Linked DNA regions of Homo sapiens: regions 1 and 3 are each linked to region 2. Evidence: chromatin contacts called from ENCODE Hi-C or POLR2A ChIA-PET data. All regions are on one chromosome and are shown on one strand. Each heading gives the region's core, a stretch centred on a gene start or an enhancer-like site at or near the end of the contact. The rest is flanking DNA. Distances are from core to core; before and after follow the strand shown. Region 1 overlaps KLHL29 (kelch like family member 29). Region 2 overlaps KLHL29 (kelch like family member 29). Region 3 overlaps KLHL29 (kelch like family member 29).

Region 1 (3,433 bases), core at 352-2,851, 49 kb before region 2:
CAATCCTAAACATGATCACATTCTTGGTCTCTCCAAAGCCCAGTCCAATCTTTCATCAGAACTCTTATCATATCTGGTCCACAGCCTCTCCCCTCTGCCCCAGCTCTGGCCGGACCCAGGCTCGGAATCGGGTAATGAGAATGGCAGCATCGCCCTTCTCTGGTTTTGCCTCCTTCTCACTAACTGCTGCTTCAGCCTCCCCAGAGTGGCCAGGGAGCGGGGCTGGGAGCACAAGGGCAAGGTGTGAGCAGAGTGATGTAAACGGGCAGAGACAGCCTCCGTGTGCAGAGACCCGGTGCCGGCCCTCCTTCCGCTGTGGCACTGTGGTGGGTTCTCTGCGGGAGCTCCACGAGGGTGTGTGCTCTGCTGGAAATGCTCCCTCAGGCGGCTCTGATGGTTCACACCCTGGCAGGCTGTCCTCCTGGGCAGGGTCTTCCCAGATGGCTCAAGTCTGTCTCCCTGTGCAGTGTCCACTCTGGACTCACAACCATAACTCTCCCTTGATGACCAACTCTGGTCCTACTGCCACCAGCACAACCCTCGCTCTCCACTGCATGTTCCAGATATCCCCGGGAGCCTTTTGCATCTGGACACTTCCTGGTAAGATTCAGGCACAGCCTTGGTGTCCCCCAAATTCCAAGGAACACAGGTCACATCCTTCTAAGTGCTTGGGGTACCCCAGTCTTGGGGTAGCAGCAGCTCCCACAGAGTACTGGTTGAGGGGCTGGTAGAGTGGGGAGCTCCTCCCCGGGAGAGGGGGAGAAGCCTCAGTTTCCCTCCTAGGCCAGCTCTCTTCTAGGATCGCTGCTCCCTATAGTCAGCCCAAAGCTTTTCTCATGGGAGTAGAGACGGGCCCTGGGGCTGTCTAGCTCCTCTTTCTAATGTGGGGGTGCCGGATACCTTTCATGCACAGCCTGGGGCCTCACCTGAGGCCCCAAAACAACAGGAATAGCTTTATTTCACATCTTGATATAAATGATTCACTCCTCCTCCAGCTCAGCTCTTGCCTCCTCCATGAAGTCTTCCTGATGATTCCAGGTCACTCTGCTGCCTCATCCCTTGGCCCCAATCTTTTCTAGCCCTCATTCTGCAGGGTCCCCTGTATCTGATGACATACTAAGCTCTGAAAACACACTGCATTGGCCACCCCTGCCAGTTGCCTGGGTGGAAGCCCTACTCACACCCATCAGTCACATTCCCTGCCCACAGTCACATGTGTGGCTGCACAGAGCCCAGCCTCAGGCAAGGGAGTGGGCACCCTAAGGACAATGGGGATGATGGGGTCAGGGCCCCTGAGAGGGTCTGGAGAGCTGTCTGCAGGCCAGATCTCAGCTGCAGCAGGCCCTGGGAGAGGGAGGGAGACACCATCTGCTCTTGGCTCAGCCCAACCCGGTCTGTAGGCACAGGCAGTCCATTTACAGAGGGCTGGCCCTGCAGCGGCACACAGAGCAGGGCTGACACCCACTGTCTGGGGCTCAACAAAGGGGTCTGCAGAGGACTGGCCTTGGATGAGGCGGGAGGAAGGGAGTCCAGAGAAAGCTGTGTTCCCCACCTGAGGCTGGGGGGACTCTGGTGTCAGATGCCAACCTGGCACCATCAGGATGGCCTTCAGGGGCTAGAATAAAAGGAACTCAGTATTTTTCACGCCCGAGAAGAGGACTGGGCTGGCACCCACTCCCTGGCTACAAAGGAAATGACTCGTCCCCAGGAGCAGTGTAGCCGGGGCCTAATCACCCCATACTCCAGGGCCTCCTGCCTAGAGGAAGTGCCTGGCAAATTTCACTATGAAATCAGAGATGGAGATGCCAGCACCCCCTTTCGCTTACCACGAGGTGGTGCCTGCATCTCTCTCCACACCCCTGAGCTCTGCGGGTGTCAGCCTCCTGGCCTGGGGACACCCCACCCCGAGGACGCCAAGCCTTCCTTACCCAGCTGCAAACAGGCAGCAGAAAGGGGAAGCAGGGAGCATTTACGGAGCACCGACAGCATGCCTGCTACTCTGCAAGTCACTTAAACTGCGTGTGTCATAGCACTGCCTCCACTTTATAGAAGGGGAAACTGAGGCTCAGTGATGCGGTGGCTTGCTCAAGGCCACTTGGGGGAAGTGGTGGTGCTTGGAAGGAGGCTCTTGTGCCCGACTCTGAAGCCAGTGCTCTTCTTTCTCTATCTTTTCCTGGACTCATGACCAGCCCTGGCCTGCAGACCTTTCGTCTCTCACTCACAAATGCTTCTTATACATTCAGCCTCCTCGGCTGGCAGCTGTGTTTCCTCCTAACACCAACCACTTCTTCCCACGTCCACCCTGGCCTGGGCCTCTGTCATCTCTCAGCTGGATTTCTGCCACAGCCTCCTAAACACGTCTCCTTCCTTCCTTCCTCACCCTCATTCAGAGTATTCTCCACCCAGCAGCCAGAGTGATCCTGTTAAAACACAAGCCAGATCATCTCTCCCAAGTCCCTGCAATGGCTCCCATCCTACCCTAAGAAAAAGCCAAAGGCCTTCTTCTTAAGACCCATGAGGCCCTGGTGCTCACTCCCCTCTCTTGTTTGGTCTCCCCCTGCCCCTCTGTTCCAACATGCTGGCCTCCTTGCAGCGGCTCCATCACTTTAGGCCCCATTCTACCTCAGGACCTTTGCACACACTGCTCCCTGTGCCGGGCCCATCCTCCCCACTATCCACACGGCCAGCGTTCTTATTGCCTTCCAGCCTCTTCTCAAATGTTGCCTTCTCAGTGAGGCCTTCTCTGCCCATCCTATTGTAAAATGGCAACTTCTTTCTCTGCTTTCTTTCCCGCTCACTCTCATTGCCTTCTCTTGGCCTATATAGTTTACTTACTTAGATTTCTGTGTGTCCCCTCTCTGGAGTGTGAGTTCCCTAAGGGCAGTGCTTCTAAACACAGACTCATTTAATCTACATAACAATTCTGTGAGGCAGCTGTTCCGATGGCTATCTCCATCTTCCAGATTAGGAAACTGAGGCACAGAAAGCTCAAGCAATTGGCCCAAAGTCTCCCAGCTAGAAAGTGGCAGAGGAGGATTCACGCCCAGGCAGCGCAGCCCCGGAGACCTGCTCTCAGGCACCACAGTCTCCACCTGCCAGCTCGGTTCAATGCTGTATCTTGGCCCAGGCAATACCCGGCCTCTGGTAGGGCTCCGTAAATAACGAGTGAATGAAGCACGCTGCAATCCCACATCACCGTGGTTCTCGTGCCCGTCTTCTCTCCCCACAGACGGGCAAGATCCTGGACTCAGGCCTGTTCTTCCCTCCTTCCCTGCCCCACCCACCAGACTGCCCCTATCTGATGGGGGCAGCATCAGTCAGGTTATGTCAAAGAAATGAATTATTCCCCTGGGTCTTAAAGCGGTTGCTTTTGCCAGCGGCCATGGGGAAGGGGCAGTTCAGGCCAGTTGCACAAATGTCTCCTACTCTCCCT
Region 2 (3,414 bases), core at 313-2,812:
TCAGTTCCCCAGTCACACGTGCCACATTCTAAGTGTTCAACAGCACTTGCCAGCACAGTATAGGACATCTGCATTACTGCAGAATTCTCAGTGTGGAAGGAAGCCCCGACCTTCCTAAATGTCCTAACGAAGGCGCTGAGAAAGCTGGGTGTTGGTCAGGGCAGGACTAAGTTCTTCCAGTCTGCTCCCCAACCCCGAAAACCTTCCTGAGCCTCAGCAGAGGGGCTTCCTTTGGCCCCAAAGGCCTGGAGCTCCCTGCTTGGCAGGGAGGGCAGGGCGAGGCCCCCAGGTAGTAGTCTCCTGCCTGATCGGGTGTTTGTTCTGATTTGTCACAGCCAGCTGGATGTCAGGGCACCTCACTGGTGCCGCAGCCTCCAGCCCACTCGGTATGGAGGCCAAGGTAGAGACAGCAGAATGGAGTCTACACTGGCACTTCAGAGAAAACAGATTTACTGCTGCTCATATCTCAGACTTCTTGATTTTCGGGGAATTCTTGCCTGCTTTCCTGGTGATGAGTTCTACATCCAAAACAAACAAACCTACCCTGCCCAATATATGAATAGGATGGTGTTCACTGTCAGTGTATAGGATAATATTATATTGTATGCTGGAAGTTTGCTAAGAGTAGATTTTGGTGCTTTTTTCACACACAGAAAAGGGTAACTAGGTGAGATGATGGATATGTTAAGTCACTTAACTATAATAACCATTTCACTATCTATAAGTTTATCAAAACATTGTGCTGCACACCTTAAATTAAAAAAGAAAAATCCTAGGATTCTGGCCAGAAATCTTGAGTCAGCCCTTCCCGTAGTTCCAGACAGATCTCTGTCTCCTTGAATACTTTCTACCCGGTGCTCCTGTAATACAGGCTGTCTTTCAGAACGGCATCCATACGGTTGGTTTCCCCTGACTTCAGTGCTGAGGCCCACTCGACACCTCCAGCTCACAGCTCAGTGCCCCTCAGGTCACATGCACGCACCAGCCTCAGGCCACCCTCTCTCTTGGCCCAGCTGGAATATTCCCCTCTCCTCCAAAGAGCTTAAGGCTATATTCCTTTAGGAGGCAGGGAAAGATGCTCCTGGGCTAATGAACCTTCCCTGGCTCTCCCAGCCCTTTGCTCCCTCCCTTCCCTAAATCCCTACAAAACTTTTAGGCTTGGCCCTGCCTCTCTGGGTGGAGGTGAGTTGGAGTCCATTTCTGTGATCTCCGTGCTCGGCCCAAAGGAGGCTTGGCTCATCTTGACCAAATGATTATTGCACCGTCTCCCCCAGCAGTCCTGTGCAACTAAAACGGGGTAACAGGGTCCAGGTATGTGGAACTCCAGAGCACGTGCACTGCTAGAGGGAGGGGCTGAGTGACTGCCCAACCCCAGGAAACCCTCGGCTCCCTGCTGTGGTGCTCTAGTCATGGAGGGACAGAGGAAGGAAAGAGAACCACATGGGCAGCCACAAAACCACAGAGAGATTGCCAAGGAGGAAAACAAAAAAGGAGTCACTTACTTTCATCCCGTTTTCAAGTAATCGCAGTTGCCAAGAAAGCAACCAACCCAGCGGAAATACCCACCGACTGAAGGCAGTCAGAAATCTCATGCCAACAGAAACAGCACTGCCTGGTAAAGGTGGCTATGATTGGACATTAAGTCATTCTAAAGGGCTCATAGTTTTTTTTTTTTTTCCTACCCTAGGAGAAACTCGTGATTCTTATATGGTTGCAGAACAAATATAACTGTGACTTATGTTTCTCAATTTACAGAATTGATTTCATGCGCTTTTGACAGGAATATGATATTTCTGACAATTGCAATTCTTCTTGACGCTGCAGTGTTTGGAGGGCAAATGTCCCATATGCCACACTCCCTGATTTGTTTTTAGGGCCTTCCAGGTATGTGAGAGACTCTCACAGAAATGCAAATGGATGGTATGTATGGATGCAGAAGTCTGAGTCCCTGGGTCTGCATTCAGTAAATAACTTTCCCCCAAGCATTGCCACAGAAGTCAGGGGAAGAGGAAGCATGCCAGAGAAATTTCCAAAGCAGAGACAGCGGTGGTCCCTGGGCCCCCTAGGGCAGCTCTGGCCCCTCTTGCAAATCTGGAGGCCACTGAGGCCTTGCTTCCTGCCCAGGCTGCACTGCCTCCCCTCCCTCCACCGCTGGCCCCGCTGAAGGTTAGAGGGGGTGCTGCTGCTGCACACTGGCGGGGTACCCTTTTTGGGGGAAAACATATCTTTCCGGTGGGAGCAGGATGGGGGAGAGGGAGGAGGTACCAGGGCTGTGCTCTTTCTGCATACCCCTTTCCAAATTTAAGAGGACCTGGAATGAATGGAGCAGGAAAACAGGCAGTTTCAATAGTCTGGTGATGTTTCAGCTCTTAAGTTCAGAGGTGGGATGGATCATGTGTGTTCATTTCATTGTTGTCATACAACTTATCTAAATGTTACATATCTTATTCTGAAAATACCATATTACATAAAAAATTATAAGTGGTATCCAGGGCTGTCTCGTGTCTAAGGATGCAAAACCAAATTTCTAAGATCAGTTTGGCTCCAGGAACAGCTGATATCCCACTGCTGCAGCGGGTAAGCCGGAGTCCTCTTTGGAACCCAGTGAGCCCCTCTCGTGCCCCCTGAGACTGAGCAGTGCCGTCCGGGCACTGTGAAGGACACACGGGTGGCCATGTTGAAAAGACAGTTCATCTGAGGTCATGCCATAGGTGACTGGCTGCAGCTCGGGCTGAGGGAGGAGCAGAGCGGCGCTGGCCAATTCGGCAGCAACTCCAGGATTTGGTTCGTAAGTAAAAACAAGCAGTGGGGGAAGAACAGCTGGTGTTGAGTCTGGTGCTAGGATTAGTCTGCAACGCTAATCACAAGAAGTGGAAAAAATTAGGAGGTCCTGCCTGCCAAGGAGGTTTTCAAACACATGCGCGTGCTACAGTCGTGGCGGGATTAGACTCTCCCAGTGCCAACAAGGTAGGCGTCCACAGCCATGAGCCGGAGCCTGTTCTGGGGTGTCAACCCCCGGAGCCCTGGCCCTGACACGATGCCAGGAGGGGCCGTCACTCTCGCTGGAGCTGTGGGTACAGTGGAGGTGGGTACGGTGCAGGCTTGACCCCAAAGCTCCTCTGTGATGTCCTGGAGAGAAGCTGGGACCAATGGGGGCTGGGAGAATGTCCCGAGTCCCAGGGGACATGGCAGGGTTGACTGTTATACCCACTGCCACCCAGGGCAGAAGATAAAGAGTATTGTACTGGTTTAAGTGAGATGACATTTCAGACATTCATGAAAACAAATGGGAATGTCCAGCCAAACATCAGAAGACACAACCTCAACACCTCTGCTGCAAAATTATCATGTGTCCCAGAGCCAGGTAGGGGCAATGACCTGGACCCACCTCACCAAAAAGCATGGCATGGGCAC
Region 3 (3,615 bases), core at 1,081-3,580, 44 kb after region 2:
AAAAAAAAAAAAAAAAAAAATCAGGAGACCATCCCTCAGCTGACGCTTCTCTTCATCACTCAATGGCAAACTTGTCTGCCTGTCCTCAGGGAAACTTCTTAGAGCAGAAAGGCAAATAAAATTCACAAACCAAAATATCTTACATTAACTGGATTTCCACTTATTTATTTGCTTTTTAACAAAGACCTTCACTAACAACAGACCAAACCAATGTTGATAACAACAGTAATGATAAACCAACCAAATCTAGCAAAACTATTTCAACTTAAAATAGGTTAAAGTTGAAGAACATATTTTAGGCACGAGGTGTAACTCTGAATCATAATACACGGTATTTATAAAATATATTTTCAGGTAACCTTTTTACAGAGCTTTACTAATCAGTCACAAGAGGTCAAGGATTATGGAAGTGGGACAATTTTATGGGTGGGCCAAGATTTTGTTATTGATAATGTCAGCAACTAAAGACAACAGCTCTACCAGAAGGAGCCAGGCCTGAGAAGAGGCCACATTCAAGAGACATCAAAGGGTGATCTTATTTAATTCACAATAAATTTGTCTTCAGAGATGACAAACTGATTGCACAGAGGCTGCAGATGCGAGAGAAATAAATGCCCCCCCCCCAACCCACTGTTCCTGTTTCTACGAGTTGTCAAATTCAGCTGACAGCCCTTAGCCCTCTTTAATGGAAAGGCGCCACGGAATTCCATGCCAAGTGCCAAGGGGTAGACAACCTGGCTGTTTAATCTGCATTCTACACTTGGCACCTGGCATAGTGTCTGGTGGGCAGGAGGCACCGAGGAATATTTGTTGTACAAAATTTAAAAAAAAATCATTGAGGAAGAGATCTGGGCAAGGCGGGGAGAGATTGCAGAAAAAAACGCAAGAACAGAGGAATAGCAAAAAACAGGAACTACAAGCAGAGTGCTTAGCAGTCACGAGAGACTGTGCAAATGAAATAACGAAATCATTATTCAGTCCTCTGATATGATTATACAAGGAGACAGAAAAAGCTGACGAAATAACTGCTTTAAAATGTATAATCTTCATCTTGTAAAAATAAAACCGGGATTTTGTAAAGAATGTATATCAAAGTTATACAAAAACATCAAGACTATACAATTTATAGACAGATTTAAATGGAGTCTGCCTGGGGGTTTAAATAAAATCCATCCTACTAAGCATAAAAATAAAATTCGTTTTAAAACAATTACTCTGTGAAATAAAGAATAAACATACTCGTTTAATCTTTAACTAAGCTCATCCTACAATATAATCCACTAAGTCCCCTCACTATGGGACTGGAATGGGACACAGGACGTGACAGGAGGGGAGGGGAGGTGACAGGCTGAGTTCTGAGGCAAGGCTGTGTCCAGATCTCAAGGGGCCGGGGCGGGAGGGTCAGGGGCCCAGCTTTCTCCTCGGGCAAGGAGAGCCAATTGAGGTCTTAAAGGAAGAACTGACTCAATCGAATGTGTATTTCAAAAGATGACCCACAGGTTAAAAGTCCCTAATGAAAAAAGTAGCCATCAGCTGACACAAATACAACACAATTAGGCTAGGCTCTTCAAAGCAGACCTGGCCTCCTCATTTGCTGTTTTAATGGGCATTTAGTCAGCAAGCGGACCTTGGGTCCCGGGTGTAAGGCTCACTGCCCTGGTTTCAAACGCTGTAAAATCCCCTGGACACAGAAAGTCTCCTCAAATGCAGTTCTAAAACCTCCTCCCCATTTTTAAAGGGTAAATGCAGGTTAAATAAAAAGTGCTAGAGTTTGCCCATTGTAAGTTACCAGTGAGCCCGAATTTTCTTCTAAAAAAAAAATACAAAACAAAATACCAAGTCCCTCTTATTTTATGATCTTGCTTTTTCTAAATATTCATATAAGGTGACCTTTTCAAAGCACGGCTTGGAACTGAAAACATGCTGATAATAAATCGTGTTTCTCTGGCTTAATTGAAGCCCTGCCTTAGCCCGGAGTCAGGGCCGCTGCCGTCCATTTCTCAGGGTGCCCAGAGAAGCAGAGCTCAGTGGGCATCCTGGGGCTGCCAGAACCCAGCAGGGGCTCCGGCTCCAGGGGAAAGGTCCCCCCACTGCACTCCCAGCAAGGTTGTTCCTTCAAGGTGAGCTCTTTCCCCAGAATTCCCATGTGGCAGGAAGGAAAATGCTGCACCCACACTTCTATTTTCAATCGCATTTCTGAAAAGCCTCAATGTGGGAGATGCATTGTTAGCAAAGTCCCACAGCTTCAGGGGAATCCTGCCTGTGGGCCCTTGGCTGGCAACCGCTGCATTTTTCTGTCACACAGGACAGGTAGTTCCCGGGCAGAAGAAGACACAGCTCCTGTGACGTGGTGACTGAGCTACGGTGTGGTTACATCAACCAGCTGTTTATGGTGGGGCCAGGGAGTGTTTGCCAGAGAATTTTCAGAGACACTGTCTAAACCCTCAAGTCAATAAGAACATCGTAGGCATAGACAAGAAACGTTTTTTAAAATTTACTTTTACTTTTTTTTTTTTTAATGAAACATACACTCCTATAAAAGGAGACAACACAGTTCTTGTTCTTTAGAAGTTTACGGTCTCTCAGGGGAGGCAAACCCAGACCCAGACATGGAAAAGACATAAAAACACACAAAGAAACCACAGTCCCAGCATAAAGGAAGTGGTTATGTGGAAGCGCAGCTCAAGTGCTGGGGGATGTGTGTGTGTGTGTGGGCGGGGGGGTGACCAGTCTTCAGAGTCCCTCAACAGAGCCCACTTACTCTCCTAAAGTTCTAGCACCTGAAGACAGAAAGAAGAACGTTCCAAAAGCAAGCCAGTAAGTATGTCAGCGTTGAGGGATACATTTTTCTTTATTTTATCTGGTGGCCTTTCTAAATGTGTTGGTGTCATTTTTACAGTTAACAATGTAAATGCACTGCTGTATATCAGTATATAAGAGATACTTCTAGAAAGAAGACCAACAGGGACAGTGGCTCCTCTCAACGAGGGCTGTGATTATGCTCAGAGTAAAAATTACTGAGGACACAAAGGCGGGGCTGATGGCATGAGTGAACCTGGCAGTCACCCTCCAGTGACGTTCCCAGAACTATTTCAGAGGCAGATGTCACTTTTCTCAGCTTCCCATCTGACACGGTTTGGATGTGTGACCCCTCCAAATCTCATGTTGAAATGAGATCCCCAATGTTGGAGGTGGGGCTTGGTGGGAGGCATTGGACCCTGGAGGATCCCTTGTGAATGGCTCGGCACCATCCCCTTGGTGATGAGTGAGTTCTTACTCAGTTCATGAGACTGCTGGCTGTGACAGTAAGGCATGATGGCTCACACCTGTAATCCTAGCACTTTGGGAGACTGCGGTTGGAGGATGACTTGGGCTCAGGAACTGGAGACCAGCCTGGACAACACAGTGAGACCCCATCTCTAAAAAAAAAAAAAGAAAAAAATTTTTTTTTCTGGGCACGGTGGGACATGCTTGTGGTCCCAGCTATTCAAGAGGCTGAGGTGGGAGGATCAACTGAGGGCAGGAGATTGGGGCTTGAATGAGATGTGATCGCACCACTGCACTCTAGACTGGGTGAAAATGCAAGACCTATTTCAAGAAAAAATAAAAATAAGA

The links. Hi-C counts contacts between places; a loop is a spot of excess contacts on that map. ChIA-PET counts read pairs that join two places held with the same protein, here RNA polymerase II (POLR2A). Pooled maps may share reads with other maps.
Region 1: a map of endothelial cell of umbilical vein shows a loop between it and region 2 (2.5-fold over the local background). The contact joins two enhancer-like sites. A Hi-C loop is called at or near these places in 4 of 168 maps with a recorded cell type or tissue (cardiac septum, endothelial cell of umbilical vein, naive thymus-derived CD4-positive, alpha-beta T cell and 1 more) and 7 of 50 pooled maps.
Region 3: a pooled map shows a loop between it and region 2 (2.1-fold over the local background). The contact joins two enhancer-like sites. A Hi-C loop is called at or near these places in 2 of 168 maps with a recorded cell type or tissue (posterior vena cava and transverse colon) and 3 of 50 pooled maps. POLR2A ChIA-PET finds 5 or more read pairs at or near these places in 3 of 52 experiments (AG04449, H1 and OCI-LY7).

Annotation. Positions count from the first base shown.
Region 1 is chr2:23,543,973-23,547,405 of GRCh38, reverse strand. All of the region lies in intron 2 of KLHL29 (kelch like family member 29), which reads right to left. Among named protein-coding and RNA genes, the nearest start is that of LINC02923, 160 kb to the right of the region's middle. RefSeq lists an enhancer at 1,640-2,141. Within about 2 kb of position 1,601, at least 4 of the 41 ENCODE cell types and tissues checked have a DNase peak (open chromatin) inside an H3K27ac peak, as active enhancers do.
Region 2 is chr2:23,495,324-23,498,737 of GRCh38, reverse strand. All of the region lies in intron 2 of KLHL29 (kelch like family member 29), which reads right to left. Among named protein-coding and RNA genes, the nearest start is that of LINC02923, 110 kb to the right of the region's middle. RefSeq lists an enhancer at 783-1,466. Within about 2 kb of position 1,562, at least 4 of the 41 ENCODE cell types and tissues checked have a DNase peak (open chromatin) inside an H3K27ac peak, as active enhancers do.
Region 3 is chr2:23,452,011-23,455,625 of GRCh38, reverse strand. The region is part of intron 1 of KLHL29 (kelch like family member 29); the gene reads right to left. All of the region lies in intron 1 of LOC124907741 (a long non-coding RNA gene), which reads left to right. Among named protein-coding and RNA genes, the nearest start is that of LINC02923, 66 kb to the right of the region's middle. RefSeq lists enhancers at 1,593-2,092, 2,457-2,516, 2,093-2,594, 3,137-3,236. Within about 2 kb of position 2,330, at least 6 of the 41 ENCODE cell types and tissues checked have a DNase peak (open chromatin) inside an H3K27ac peak, as active enhancers do.